Regions from separate parts of the Homo sapiens genome. Here region 2 is linked to region 1. A link is an interaction called in ENCODE POLR2A ChIA-PET data of the cell type or tissue named here. Cell type or tissue: GM12878. All regions are shown on one strand.

The links. Peaks named below come from ENCODE experiments on the same cell type or tissue, not always from the same donor. Only the 100,000 strongest peaks of a DNase experiment are listed, where the experiment ranks them.
Region 2: POLR2A ChIA-PET joins it to region 1 with 6 read pairs; 2 of 35 experiments call an interaction of 5 or more read pairs at or near these places.

Annotation. Positions count from the first base shown.
Region 1 is chr12:27,529,960-27,532,459 of GRCh38, forward strand. All of the region lies in intron 1 of PPFIBP1 (PPFIB scaffold protein 1), which reads left to right. Among named protein-coding and RNA genes, the nearest start is that of PPFIBP1, 7.0 kb to the left of the region's middle. In GM12878, no CTCF peak of the experiment used is centred here; no DNase peak of the experiment used is centred here; H3K4me3 peaks cover 869 bases; H3K27ac peaks cover 722 bases.
Region 2 is chr12:27,229,698-27,232,197 of GRCh38, forward strand. No RefSeq gene overlaps it. Among named protein-coding and RNA genes, the nearest start is that of STK38L, 13 kb to the right of the region's middle. In GM12878, no CTCF peak of the experiment used is centred here; no DNase peak of the experiment used is centred here.

The sequences.
Region 1 (2,500 bases):
ATCCATAGTACTCTACACAAATATTATCTTACTACCACAGAATTGCAAAAGTTTTTCATGAGGAAAGTTTATTGTATTTACTTTATTTAGAAAAAATGAAAACAAGGTTGAAACTCTGTGGTCTACTTTTTTCATCTAGTGACTTGACAGGGCGGCTGCTATTGCATAAAGAATGCCTTTGCAACCGTTATCTTTTTCTAAAGATGCTGCCTCTTATAACAACACAGTATAGAATTTTCTTTTGTTTGCATTGGAATTTGAATACATCTACTTTTTCTTGTGAATGATGGAAGAGTCGAATGAACCTGTGGGTTCTCGAAATTAACTCTGGGAAGTGAGAGGGTGGAAGGGAAACAGTGACGACTCACAGGAGACACACTGGTTGAACCTGTGATCTTGCCAGGGCCATTTGTGTGAAGTCACCTGAATCTCGGTGTTTTTCCTCTGGATCAGCTGCCTGGATGGTTTTGTCAAACTTTCAGATCCTTCCATCCTCCACCCCCATCAATGTGTGACTTTGCATAACTGAGAAAGCTACTAAACACAGAATTAAGTTTCTTTTATTGTTTTTCTCTACTAAGGGAATTTGATTCTCTAGGATGACTTGCACTTCATGTGGGAAAGACACAGCTGGATGCCCAACTGATATCCATTCCCCCCTCCTTTTCTGTAACTGAACCCATTTTGTTTAATTCACCACTATGTCCAGTTAAGTGCTAGATTTCCCAGAATCCCTTGCAGCTGGGAGGTGGTTCAGTGACAGTAGTCCTGGCTGATGAGATGTAAATAGCTGGATGCCCCGTTCCCCAAAGCTCTTAAAAGGGGAAGCCTCTGTGAGCTTGCCTGTTAAGCCTTTTGCTCTTTGTACTTCTTCCCTGGAGAAAGTAAGCAGGCCATCGCGTGACCAAAGACAAGATGCTTGAGGGTTAAGGATGAGTGGGTGGAAGGTTAGAAGGAGGCTGAGAAGCTGATAGCATTCTGCAACTGCTCTACTGGACCCATTTCTTGACTCTGTGAGAAAAATAAAATCTCTACTTGGTTAAACCACAGAACTTGGGTCAGTTACTTGCAGCCAAATGTGATCTTAACTGAGTCTAGATGTCTAAAAATCATAGTTCATCTTTTCTTTAAAAATAAAAACGTGTTATTTTGTACGAGAAAAACAGGACTTTGGAGCCATGCAGATCCTCAACTTGAATCCTGGCTTTGCTATTTATTACAGTCTAATATTGGCAAGTAACTTAACCTCTCTGGGTCTCAGCTTTCTCATCTATAAAATGGTAGCTCTGATATATGTGCCATAGCATTTTTTGAAGGATTAGAAATAATTAGAAATTATTATTATTTTTTTTTGAGACAGTCTCGTGCTGTCACCCAGGCTGGAGTGCAGTGTTGCAATCTCGGCTCACTGCAACCTCCACCTCCTGGGTTCAAGCGATTCTCCAGCCTCAGCCTCCCAGGGAGCTGGGATTGCAGGTCCCCACCAGCATGAGCAGCTAATTTTTTTTTTTTTTTGTATTTTTAGTAGAGACAGGGTTTCACCATCGTGGCCAGGCTGGTCTCAAACTCCTGATCTCAGATGATCTGCTGGCCTCAGCCTCCCAAAGTGCTGGGATTACAGGCATGAGCCACCACGTCCGGCCAGAAATTATTAATAGGAATAATAATGGCATATTCAGCACATGGAAGATCTTCAACAAATGGTGGCACTGTTACCAAAGGGAAGTGTAGTGGGGAGTCTGAAAGGGGGAGGCAAAGAATTCAGCTCTTTCTCCTAGAAGGTTCTCGGTAGGTTTATAGCTACAATCCCTTGACTCCATCTACTTGGCATTTATTCCGCCTCCTGTCTCTTATCCTCATTCCCACCTGCCCACACCAGACTACTTGGAACTCTTCTGTTTTCCAGCTTTGGTTTATAAGGATGTCCTTATAAAAATTTTATTAACTATAGCATAGGGATGAAGGGCGGGGACTCCAGAGTCAGACAGATGTGGATTAGAATCCCCTGTTGTTACTAGCTGTGTGATTTTGGTTAAGTCTTCTGTGAAATGGGAATAATTGGGTGGTTATGAAGATTACATCTGATAATGTATGTGAAGCACTAACAGCTGGTTTCTTGGCACACGACATGCACTGCTTTGATGACAGATATTGTTGTTACTATTTCATTAAGCACGTGTTAAGCAATTCCCAGCCTTGGTACAAGATCCTCTTGGAGACGGAAAGACAAACAAAACATGATCTTTACCTTAAGAGTATTCACATACAGGAGATGGGGGCAGAAAGAGATGGCACACCTTATTCATAACTGTAATAAAATGCAGATTTAGAATACTGTTTAGCTGTTAAAAAGATTGAATATACTGACTTGTACAGATGTCTATTATATATATTTTAAGAAGTAAAAAACCAAGCACACGTGTATGGTTTACATTTGTCAGTGCATGAAAAACTGCCAAGTGGGATGGCTTATGGGAGTTGGGATGAAGGGAACTTTGTA
Region 2 (2,500 bases), 300 kb before region 1:
TACCTACAATTAGCTCACACATGTATTTCTTTACATCTTTTCTATGTCCCTCATTGGAATGCAAGCATAATGGTGTCTCTCTTCTCTCTTACTCACTGTTGTAGCTCCAGCACCCAGAAGACTGCCTAGCATGTAGCAAGTGCACAATAAATACTTGCTGAATAAATGAAGGAATGTCTCTCTTAAACTTGCTAAATAGATGCTATCCTGGCACTTCCCTTCATTGCTTTCCTCGATAGGACCCATGGACTTCCATTTCTCCATTTTGCTAGAGAATATATTCAAATGACTTTCTAAGGAAGGATGCATTGGGAGTAAAATTTCCAAATCCTCACATATTTGACAACATCTGTATTCTGCCTCAACCTAATTGATAGTTTGCCTAGCCATAGGCTTCTGGGTTGAGACTCATTTCTCTTTGAATTTTGGCAGCTACTCTGACGTTCTTTCCTTTGATAGTGATATGTGTGTGTGTGTGTGTGTGTGTGTGTGTGTGTGTGTGTGTGTGCGTTTTAACTTGCTTTCCAGAAGCTTTTAGGGTTTATTATGCATTCTCAGTAATATACCTAGGATTTTTCTTTCTTTCCTCCCTTCCTTTCTTTCCTTCTCTCTCTCCCTTTCTTCCTTCACTCCTGCTCTGCAATCAAAGGGCTTTTTCAACTTGAAGACAGTTTGTTTTTTCATTTAGCTTTTCTATTATTTTGCTATTCTTTCTTTCTGAAATGCTCTTTAGCCACTTTGGACTTTCTGAAACTCCTTCCCTTTTCCCTCCCCTCCCCTCCCCTTCCCTTCTTCTTTCTCTTAAACTGAATGCAAGTCCATCCCTCCCTCCCTCCCTTCCTTCTTTCTCTCATGCAAGTTTACTAGGAAAGTAAAGGAATAAAAGAATGGCTACTCCATAGAGTAGCCCCAAGGGCTGCTGGTTACCCATTTTTATGGTTATTTCTTGATGATATGCTAAACAGAGGTGGATTATTCATGCCTCCCCTTTTTAGACCATATAGGGTAACTTTCTAATGTTTCCATGGCACTTGTAAACTGTCATGGCACTGGTGGGAGTGTAACAGTGAGGATGACAAGAGGTGGCCATATTGGTTTTGGTGGGTTTTAGCCAGCTTCTTTACTGCAACTTGTTTTATCAGCAAGGTCTTTATGACCTGTATCTTGTGCCAATCTCCTATCTCATCCAGTGATTTAGAACGCCTTAACCATCTGGGAATGCAGCCCAGTAGGTCTCAGCCTCATTTTACCCAGCCTCTATTCAAGATGGAGTTGCTCTGATTTAAACACCTCTGACATTTCCCCTCTCCCCACCTTTTTTTTTTTTTTTTTTTGAGACGGAGTTTCACTCTGTGGCCCAGGCTGGAGGCCAGTGGTGTGATCTCAGCTCACTGCAACCTCTGCTCCTGGGTTCAAGCAATTCTCCTGCCTCAGCGTCCCAAGTAGCTGGCATTACAGGCACCTGCCACCATACCTGGCTGATTTTTGTATTTTTAGTAGAGACGTGGTTTTGCCATGTTGGCCAGGCTGGTCTCAAACTCCTGACCTCAGGTGATCCACCCACCTCAGCCTCCCAAAGTGCTGGCATTACAGGCGTTGAGCCACCCTGCCCAGCTACTCCCTCCCTTTTCTAAGAGAACCCTTAATCCTAAGGGTTGCAGAGGAATGAAGATTCATCTTCTGTAACTTCTTCAGGCTGAATAGGGGCGATGATATTCCTGCGTAACTATTAGGGTCTCTCATATTCAAGGTAGAGAGGAACTCAGTCAGAAAACATCAGTATGGTGAGGGTCATTCGTGACTCTTGAGTTCTGACAAAAGGTAATATCTGGAAGATTAATAAGTATTCAGTTTAAGAAAATGTTGAGTAAGCTTATTCAGCTTTCCCACACAGAGTACAACAGCAATATATTCCACAAAGTAAACCAAAATAAGCAAAATTATCCCAAGTAAACTAAATTAGAAGGCTTTCCATGAACTGCGCAACTGTTGGAACCAAGCTGATATGGGGTTGCTAGCTGATTCCAGTGTGCCCAGAATTAGAATATTGATTCAGATTTTTACATTACCCACCCTTCTTGTGTCTTCCGAGCAGCAGTCAGAGATCACTGGTTGGTTCACAGGAATAAGCAGAGTTAGCCTAAATTGCAGAAACAAAATTAAAAATAACTGATGAGACTAGAATTTAATAACAAGTGTACCATAGTTCTTGAAATATAATATTTCTCTCTCCAGTTTCCCATTTTTACTAAAGACAAATCATGGTAAGACTGATTTGCTTTATTTTACTTGGCCTGATTATTTGTACAAAGTGCAGCAAGAATAATTATTTTTCACATAAGCTCTTTTTAAATTGGCTTTGATGGAACTCTGTTTCATAGAAGGAATCTTAGATAAGACATTTTTAGAGCCGAGCCCTGCCATGGGTTTGTACCCTCAAATACCTATGAGTTGAGTAAATTCCTCTCCTCTTAAGGTGAATGATCCCTTATTTCTTTAC